2 separate regions of the Homo sapiens genome follow, and region 2 is linked to region 1. Evidence: chromatin loops called from intact Hi-C (ENCODE). Cell type or tissue: heart left ventricle. All regions are shown on one strand.

Evidence for each region. Hi-C counts contacts between places; a loop is a spot of excess contacts. Peaks named below come from ENCODE experiments on the same cell type or tissue, not always from the same donor. Only the 100,000 strongest peaks of a DNase experiment are listed, where the experiment ranks them.
Region 2: it touches region 1 in a loop (2.5-fold over the local background); 5 of 110 quality-filtered maps call a loop at or near these places.

The regions. Positions count from the first base shown.
Region 1 is chr1:21,252,417-21,257,416 of GRCh38, forward strand. ECE1 (endothelin converting enzyme 1) reads right to left here. Exons shown (of 19, transcript NM_001397.3): 8 at 3,531-3,722. Among named protein-coding and RNA genes, the nearest start is that of ECE1, 36 kb to the right of the region's middle. In heart left ventricle, CTCF peaks have their summits at 2,974 (motif pointing right) and 3,176; DNase peaks (open chromatin) are centred at 2,043 and 2,975; H3K27ac peaks cover 1,790 bases.
Region 2 is chr1:21,593,116-21,598,115 of GRCh38, forward strand. RAP1GAP (RAP1 GTPase activating protein) reads right to left here. Exons shown (of 25, transcript NM_002885.4): 23 at 4,846-4,949; 24 at 4,571-4,613; 25 at 3,106-4,149. The coding sequence ends at 4,605. Among named protein-coding and RNA genes, the nearest start is that of LINC02596, 9.2 kb to the left of the region's middle. In heart left ventricle, a CTCF peak has its summit at 2,614 (motif pointing left); a DNase peak (open chromatin) is centred at 2,586.

The DNA.
Region 1 (5,000 bases):
CTGCAGCCAAGGAGTACTGTGGGTCACAAACCAACCAATTCAAATAGGTTTGAAACTGGGAGAGAAGAGAAGAATGCTTCTGAGCTTCATCTCAGCTGGAGAAATGGGGTAGAAAATGGGGCTCAGGCCCAAACAGCCTTTGGCGTGAGGGTCCTAGAAAGGAAGGGGAAGGTCCTCAGGCCCCCAGAAGTAATGGAAGAGTGTCTGATTCACAGCTCTGAGTTCAGACTCTGCTGGGGACTAGCCTGGAAGCATTCTGTACCCCAGCAGGGCTAGCCTAGAACCACACTGTGAAACCTGGCGTGCTTTTCCCTAAGTTACCTGGAGTATGGGAAGAAAACCCCATTTCCAGACACCAGGGAACAAGACATTCTCTGTCCCAGAGTAGAATGAATCAAATTGATTTAGTGCTGGGTTCCTGGGTGACATCGCTAATAACAAAGGAATAGTAACAATAATGATGAATATAATATGTTATGCTTGTACTGGGTTGTGCAAATGAGTTTACTGAATGAACTCTCATCCTTTACCTCAACTTATTCTCCAACAACCCTGTGTGGCAGGCCAGGAAGAGATTCTTACTTAGAACACAGGCTTCAGGGGGCCAGGACTTCTTTATTATTTTATTTTATTTTATTTTATTTTATTTTATTTTTTTGAGACGGAGTCTCGCTCTGTCACCCAAGCTGGAGTGCAGTGGTGTGATCTTGGCTCAATGCAACCTCCGCCTCCTGGGTTCAAGTGATTCTCCTGCCTCAGCCTACCGAGTAGCTGGGACAACCGGCGCACACCACCACACCCGGCTAATTTTTGTATTTTTAGTAGAGACGGGGTTTTACCATATTGGTCAGGCTGGTCTTGAACTCCTGACCTCAGGTGATCCACCTGCCTCGGCCTCCCAAAGTGCTGGAATTACAGGCCTGAGCCACCATGCCCGGCCAGGACGTCTTTAAATGTCAGACATAATTTTAAAAATATGCATATATACCCATTTATTCTGGGAGATAGTCCATGGTTTTTGATCTGTTCTCAAAGGACTCTGTGACTTAAAGTTAAGAACCACAGGCCGGGCGCGGTGGCTCACGCCTGTAATCCCAACACTCTGGGAGGCCGAGGCGGGCAACTCACGAAGACAGGAGATCGAGACCATCCTGGCTAACACGGTGAAACCCGGTCTCTACTAAAAATACAAAAAAATTAGCCGGGCGTGGTGGCGGGTGCCTGTAGTCCCAGCTACTCGGGAGGCTGAGGTGGGAGAATGGCGTGAACCCAGGAGGTGGAGCTTGCAGAGAGCCGAGATGGCGCCACTGCACTCCAGCCTGGGCGAGAGCGCGAGACTCTGTCTCAAATTAAAAAAAAAAAAAGAACCACAGGCCAGGTGCGGTGGCTCATGCCTGTAATCCCAGCACTTTGGGACGCCGAGGCGGGTGGATTATGAGGTCAGGAGTTCGAGACCAGCCTGACCAACATGGTGAAACCCCGACTCTACTAAAAATACAAAAATTAGCCGGGCGTGGTGGTGCCTGCCTGTAATTCCAGCTACTCAGGAGGCTGAGGCAGGAGAATCGCTTGAACCTGGGAGGCAGAGGTTGCAGTAAGCTGAGATCATGCCACTGCACTCCATCCTGGGCGACAGAGCAAGACTTTGTCTCAAAAAAAAAAAAAAAAAAAAAAAAGAGGAACCACAGTCCCTTGTGAGGGCAAGGGCTATGTCTCATTTGTGTTCTGGCACACAGCTGGGGTGAGTGAACGAGCCAAGCCCATTTTACAAGGAAGGCAGCCAAATTCACATTAGAATTTAATCAGAAATATCTGTAAAAACTCGAGAGAATCCATATATTTCCTAAAGATCTTAATTGAACTTTGGGTACTTAGAACACAGAGGCTGTTTGGCCAGGCGTGGTGGCTCATGCTTATAATCCCAGCACTTAGAGCTCCAAGGGGCTTACAGTCCTCTGAATCTAAGCCCAGGGCTTGTGTACTACAAGCTGCTGAGTCTGCTAAACTCCCCCCACCTTGGCAGCTGTGCAGCTGGGAGGCAGGAAAAGCCTTTCTTCCTCTGCTTGGAAGAAGAGAGCAGAAGCAGTGGTGATAGGATGCCTGGGGGGAACCTGGTGGCCATGCTGGGCTGATGTGCTCAGGGCTCCTGTGCCTTCTCCGCTATTCCTGGCACAGACAGTTGGCATCATGGCCACGGTAGGGGGCTGAGGCACTGCGGGGGCCCCTCAGGCTGAGAAATCGGCTGGAACAAACCAAATTATAATGCACAAACAACATCACCCTCAGCCTCCTGGCCTCAGAGCAGGAAAAGAGTGCCAGATGGTATCTAACAGCAGCTGTTGATCTCCATCCTGGTCTGAGCAGCACCACTGAGCCTCAGGCCAGTTTCTCTGGGAGCTGAAGGGCAGCCAGCACCAGCAGGAGGCCAGGCTCCCCTGACCCTGATCGTGGGCCCTAGCACGGCCTGCATCTCCGCCTGGGACACCCAGTTGGCCTGGAAATGCTCATCTATCGTTAGACTCACCTTCCCTGACTTCTCCCCACCCCTGGCTCCCAGGGCCCGCTGCTTTTGCCCAAAGCACTCAGCAATGAGACAGGGTTGTTTCTAGCTGGTGTCCCCCACTAGCCAGGAAGCACATGAAGCGCAAGGTCCCAAGACGGACCCATATACACCTGTCAGCTGGAGGAGGGTAAAGGGCAGGGACCTAGTGTTCTTCCTGAAAGTAGAAGGAACGGACAACAGGTCAAATTCGGCTGGTCACAAGGTAAGGAAGGAGGGAGATGACACTCTGCGGGAGCCCCTCCTCAGCAGAGAAGCAAGGCCTGGCCACGCATTCCTGGGTGATGTCAAGAAACGGCAAGATCGGTGGTGGCCATTCTGCTGATCCCTCTGCAATGCCAGCTGATGCTCTGGAAAGAAGGAACCAGCAAGCTATTCTCTCTGGACCCTCAAGAACCAAGCAGCCACCAGAGGGCAGCCTTTGGCAGAGGCTGAGCCCTTGGACGTTGGGCTTCTCCAATGGGTGACAGAGAGCATCACAGATCTAACGCCCTGTTGTACAGTGAGCCCATCTGCGGCTGGCTCCTCTGCCACTTAGGAGCCTCCGGACCTTGATCTGGCTCAGAAAAGGGAAAAGTAATGACAGAATCCACACCATGCATTTATTAAGTGCTCACTGTAACCAAGTTCGATGTGCTTGGTGCTGGAGAGACTGGAAAGGCGCTGTCAATGTAAGCTGGTGTGGTCATGACCCCGAGCCTCCAAGTAAACACTATTAATTACAGAGAAGCAGCCTGGTGTCGGCCAGGCGCCTATTTTGGAGTCACTTACTAGCTGTGTGCCCTTCAGCAGGTAACTTGACCTTTCTGAGCATCAGTTTTTCCATCTGTGGACTGGGCATAACAACCATCCTTCCTTTGTCACATAGTTTCAAGGACTAGATGAAATGAGTATAAAAGCCCCCAGTCCAGGGCCCTGTCTGAAACCTGGAGGCCATCCCAGCCTCCCTAGCAGCCGGCGCTCAAGTTACCTGCAGCTCGGCTGCCGTCACTTTGTGGTAGATGAGCTCCTCATCACGGCGCTTCTCCTGTGGGATGGTGATGTTGGCCAGTGCCGTCTCAAAGTCCAAGATCTGCTGCATCTGGGGCCGGATGGCCTCCTCGTCCCCGCCGCCCAGCAGCTTCCCCAGCTGGACCATGTAGTTCAGATATCCGGTCAGCACCTGCAGGGCCCATACCCCAAACTGTCAGTGGCTGCCCCCCCACTATCCACTGGACGAGAGTTGGTGGGGGGCTTGGCCAGCCAAGTCCGGCACAGGGAGCCAGGGGGCTGCACAGTGCCCCCAAGACACCCGTGGGGCCAGGTGTGGTGGCTCACGCCTGTAATCCTGGCACTTTGGGAGGCTGAGGTGGGTGGATCACCTAAGGTCAGGAGTTTGAGACCAACCTGGCCAACATGGCGAAACCCCGTCTCTACTAAAAATACAAAAATTAGCTGAGCATAGTGGGAGGTGCCTATAATCCCAGCTACTCAGGAGGCTGAGGCAGGAGAATCACTTGAACCCAGGAGGAGGAGGTTGCAGTGAGCCCAGATTGTGCGCCATGGCACTCTAGCCTGGGCGGCAGAGAGAGACTTTGTCTCAAAAAAAAAAGAAGAAGACACCCGTGGGAGACACAGCATTGAGAATGATCTCGGGGCCGTGTCTCTCTGCTGCTTCCCTACAGCCTCCAGGAGAAAGCCCAAAGTCTTGGCTCGTCTCACAGGTCCCCACCTGGGCTGGTCCCTGTCTTCCAGGGCTTGTCCTGGGGCTGTCTTTCCATTCTTAGAATGCATCTTTTCTGACCACCCCCCACCCGTGTTCCAAGATCTGAATTAGGTCTCCACGGTAGACTTTCTCAGCTTCACTTTCTCTTAGTTAAATAATATCCGCCTCGCCGACCAAACCACAGGCCCTGTGGGACGAAGGCTATGGTGGTCTTGTCTGCTACCATCTCCCCAGCATCAGGCACTCTGTGGGCGCTTGGTCAAGTACATGCCGGCGGAAGGATGAAAGGACAGATGAATGAGTTCCAGGTGAGGTCGCCCCAAGAGGCATCACAAGAGGCAGGCCAGGGGGAGGGAGAGCCATGGGCTTCGGAGCACGTGGATCCGGATGTGAATCTCAGGCTCGTCATTTACTGGCTATGTGACCTTGAGCAGATCACTTAGCATCTCTGAGCCTGATACCCTCTTCTGTAAAAGGCAAGACAAAACTAATTCCTGTTTGACAGATGAGGCAAATGAAGTTCAGTATCTGCAGGGTTAATGGGAGGGTCACAGGTGATGTATAAAGGGCCAGGCGAATTGTGGTAGCTGTTATTGCTGCCTCTGCCTCTCTCTAGAACCAGGACAAATGATACCTGTCTCTTGCCCCTTGTGTCCATGATGCCTGAGTGACACAGCCAGCCTAGGGGTGTCCCTCCCCTGCCAGGGTCTGCCTGTTTCACCCATCAGGTCACTG
Region 2 (5,000 bases), 340 kb after region 1:
GGCCCTGGGAGGCAGGGGTGGGAGTCCATTCAGAGGCCGGCCTCAGCCCCAGGGCTCTCCCCTCGCCCTGCCTCCCAGGGGCAAACACAGGGACATTCATGGCTTCCCAGAACGGCCTATGGGGCAGCCAGAGTGGCTTTTAAAATTAGCCTCGCTAACCAGATCTGGTTATTTCAGGAGGCTCCATCCCCTTGGCAAGGCGGGAGCAGGGAAGAAGGGAGGGACCTCCACATTCCAGGGTCCCTGGCTGAGCACCCCCTGTGGCCTGAGCAGCAGAGAACGTCCAGCTCCCAGTCCCCTGGCACGGCCGGCCCGGGCCTGCGGTCATCTCCTTGGCAAAGTTGCCCCAGGGTTGGCCATGGAGGTCCAAGAACACCCCAGCTGGGGGTGGGTAGGGGAGGACCCCCTTGTATTGGGCACGGGTTCTGTGCCAGCAGCCATCCCAGGTACCTTAGAGGCCAAGACAGCCTCTTCAGAGCAATAGGTAGGGGCCTTGTCCTCATTCTCCAGGTAAGGAAACAGACTCCTGGAGACAGGAGGCCCCTGCTGTGAGGTAGGGGAGATGGGGGAGGGCACGTCTTCCAGGCACCCAGGTCCCTCCACGGGAGGCCTCTTCCCTCCTGTGTCTGGAGGAACCCCCCGGCTGCTGTTTCCACTACCAGAGTAATTTCTAAGCAGAGTCCAGCGCTTCCCGGAGCCTGGTACCCCCCGCCCAAGTTCTAATTCCAGCCTCGAGTCAGAGTGTCCCGGCTCGCCCTCCCACCTCACAGCCCAGGGTGAGCACAGAGCTGGCGCGGGCACAAGAGAAATAGCACCGGACACTTTGATCCCAGAGGCCCGATCCGTTGCCAGCCTCCCCTGACCCCACCTCGGAGCTTGGAGGGATGCGGTAGGGTGAAACCCAGCCCCAAGGCCTTCCTTCCCGCAGACGGCCTGGCACCAGCTGGACAGGGATGGGGCAAAGGCAGGTTCTGCCCACCAAGCTGCCCACCTGCTCTGCCACAGCAGCCCCTGCTGCTCTGTCTCAGCTGTGGGATAGAGTGGAGTGGGGGTGCATTGCTAAGTACAGGGAGACAAGCCGGAGACCTCCCCCAGCTCTGTTATGGCAGCATCGTCACCCCAGGTAAACCTGGCAAGCTGAGGCCCAGGGAAGCACCTGACGCCGTCCATTCCCAAAGCCTCACATCTAGGCACCTGTGCTGGGCCCAGTGGCAGGTGGGCGTCCTCCACGCACTGAGCGGACCCCACGTGTTCTGAATTACGGACGTCATTGATCCCTTCCTGCGGTATGCACACTCTCTTCTTTGAGCCCACCACGTGCTGGGGCTGCACCCAGAACTTTATGAGGTGTCACCTCATTTAATCCTCATGCCAGGGTGCCAGCGAGGGCAGGGCTGTTAGCACCCCCACTGCACAGATGAGGAAACTGAGGCCCAGGGAGCCAAAATCGTGTCTGCATGGTCATAGCGCGAGGAGGCGAAGCAGCTCAGAGCTGATTCTGAAGAAGCTCTTAACCGTGGTGCTGAACTGTGATGCCGGCCCTGTGGAGGTGGGGCAGGAGGAGAGAGGGCAGAGGACTGCGGCGGAGGGATAGGGAGCAGGGGTGCGGCTGATGGGTGGGCAGTTCACAGGGGACTCACTGGGCCCAGAGCAGCCTAGAGCCAAACCGAGTTGGGTGGGGCTGGGGTTTGGGTGTGAGTCACCACCCATGGGTGGCCTGAGGCATCAGAGGGTCACAGAAGGGCCCTGTCGGGAAAAGTGTGGCACTCCCTGGACAAACCCCTGGGGTTCCTTCAGCATCATCCTGGGAAGGGGGCAGGGCCAGCAGGGGATAGGGGGCACTGCCAAGCTGTCAGGGAGGCCAAGGCACGGCTCATCCCTTCGGGGCCCAATTTGGTGCCTACTCCCAAATGTCCCCAAAGCCACCCCGCAGACCTGCTCTCCTCCGTGGTCCTGCCCCAGAGGGAGAGTCCCCTCATTCACCCAACACCCAGCCTGTACCCCCGGGAGCCACCCGATTCCCCCCTTAGCCCCACAGCCCATCAGGCGCTTGGTCCCCCTGCTCAGGCCCACCTGGTGTCCTTCTCAGCGTCCTCCTGGCCACCCTCTTACCCCAGCAACAACCTCGTTGGTCCCCTCCTCCCTCCACTGGTGCAGCCTCCACCAGCAACTACCGCTCCTGCCTGGGGCTCCCCCTGCCCTTGGCGCAGAGCCCTGGCCTCTCCGTCGGGAGTTCAAGGCCACATTGCCTCTGGCCTCATCCCTGCCCATCTCCCTGTCCCCTCCATTGTCACCTTCCCACCATTCAGAGCTGGCTGCCACCTTCCTGGTTCCAGGGGTGCTCTGCCTCCCCGCCCTTTACTCGAGGCCCCCTCCTGCAGCGTCCCTCCTCCCTAGGCCTTCTCAGGAACGGGGAGCAACTCCAGGAACTTTCCCTGACGCCTCTCTCCCCAGGCCCTGCTTGTGCACACCTCTCCTGTCCCCGGCTGCCCCTCATCACCCTTCGTCCTACTGTCCCAGCTGTGAGATCCTGGTAGAGGGACTTGGACTCATCCCCGTCTCCTGGGTCCCCATCGGGTCCCGTAAGTGGTCCCTTGGCGCCGCCTTGTGGCCATATCAGGGGATTCACTGAATATGAGAACAGGGAGAAGGAAGTAATTAATTGAGCACCTAATGTGTGCCAGACACTGTGCTGTATGTTTGATACGCACCAGCTCATTGAATCCTCACAACAAACCCTTGGGAGAAACACTACCACTCCTATTTTACAAAAGGAAACACTGAGGCTCACGGAAGCTAGTAAGTTTCTCAACGCCACCCACCCAGCTAACAAGAGACGGTCCCAGGACTCAAACCTAGGTCTGCCTGACAGCACAGCCATGTTCTTCCTGCAGTGGGGAAGGGGCCCAGGATGCAGGGAAGGACAGCACCCCGGGGAGGAAACCACGGGCGGTGCTCACAGAGCTGGTGGCTTGGCTTTGGAGGTGTCCCCAGGCCCAGCAGCTCTGATGGGGACAGGCTTGCTCCCTGCCACCTTGACATCCCTGGACATCTGTCTGGGGTCAATCTGGCCACGGTTCACACAAAGCCAGGCCCAACTCTGGGTACAATAGCGATAAATAGAATTTATTTTATACAACTGTTACCGACATCCACACGGCCACAGGGGCTTCCAAAATGGGTATTGGGGCCAGGAGGCTGGCCTTTGGCGTGACGCCTAAAAAGTGTGACCAGACACACAAGGGCTCCCAGCAGCTGTGCCGGGCTGCCCCCTCCATGGCGGTCGGGGGAGGCAAGGCCTGGACTCTCGGCCAGCTGAGACTCTTGGCCTGGAGGGCCCAGCATGGGATGGCAGGGGTTAAGCTGGGTGCTGGCTGAGGAGCCAGGTAGGTCCCCATCCCCCATGAGGGGGTTACTTGTCTGTCATGTGTAGGCAGTGGACAGGGCATCGGCAGACCTGTGGCAGAACTGGAGGGTCCAGGAGGCATACTGGGCACAGCCGGCTCCCTGCCCCTCAGCCCACCTGGGGCTCCAGGGACCTCAAGAAGCAGGGTAGGGTGATAGGAGGTCCCTGGGAAGAAAATCCTACCTTCTAAGGCAGGTGCATGTAATCACAGTCTTCAGTGACCTCTGAAATAATCTTGTCCATTTGTAGCAGACATGCCCAGAGAGGGAGAGTGACTTGCCCAGAGTCACACAGCAGAACCCAAATTGGAAACCAGGACCCGGCTCCCAACCCAGTGCTCACTCCCCCACATATCACATCCTCCTTGTGCTGCCTCCAGGGGCTAAGCTCTCCACACGGAGCTGTCTCAAACTCTCTCTCCCACCTTGTTCCCTCTGAGTCCAGAGGGATGCTCAGGGGTGATGGAGGCCCAGGGAGGGGGCAAGCCAGACCCCCAGTCCTGCTTCCACTGAGCAATCCCTGCCCCAGCCCAGACCCCCAGGCTGGGGGTGGGGACGATGCCAGCAGCTTCCCTGATCCCAGGTCTGGACGGCTCTGCCCTGCAGAGACAGCCCAGATGGGTGGGCCATGGGGAGGGTGGGGAGGCAGGGGGCAGCCCACGGGCTGGTGTTGGTCTTCAGGGCAGAGGTCTCGTCTGCCTGGGCTTGACACGGCACCTTCCCCTTGTGCTTCTGTGGCCTCATCTGCAGGGCAAAGGGGGATGGAGACACCATGAAACATGGCATGGTGGGTGGCTGGCACCAGTGTGCCCCAACTCTGCCAAGTCCCTGCCTCAGAGAACCCCACCCTGGGAGGGGCCCACCCTTGGAATTCCAGGCTCCAGGTCTTTCCATCCCATTGGGAACCCCTGAAACTTCTCCCCACCTGGCAACTGCCAAGTCCCTTTCACACTCCCATCAAATCCTCCAACAATGCAAGGGCAGAGGTCACGGGGAAGGGCCGTGGCCTGCCCAAGTCACCCAGCAACTGAGGACCAGGGGGCTCAAACCCAGATACATAGCTCCCACCCCAGAGAGGTGACAGAAGAACAGGGAGGAATCAGCTCAGCCCTCTACACACCCCCACCCTCTCCCACCAAACACAAGCTGAGGGGCTGGGTCTAACCTGCTCAGTTTCACCTTCAGAGGGGGTGGCCCGGCTAACAGCCCTGCAGACAGACAGTGGTGGTGAGGCAGGTGGCAAGACGGGAGAAGCAACGGGGCGGGAGACACAGGTGCACAAAGTCACTGGCTGTGTCCAGGCCGGGCAAGCCCCACCCCTCCTGGCCTAGCGGGGCCTAGGGGGACCTCTTGGTCGAGCCTCAGCTCCCAGCCTCCCCGCCAGCTCATCCCCTCCCGGGTGGGGCTCCCTCAGCACCAGCCCCAGGAGGCTGCACGTACCAGCTGGGGCATGTGCTGCTCAGATGCTTCCAGCTGGATCTTGATCTCGGGACACGCAGGGTCCCCCAACTTGCCGGCGTCTGGGTGGGGTGATCGAGAGGGGCCTGGGGAGGGGGGCAGGAGGGAGCCACCTCACTGGCCGCGGGGAGGCACCA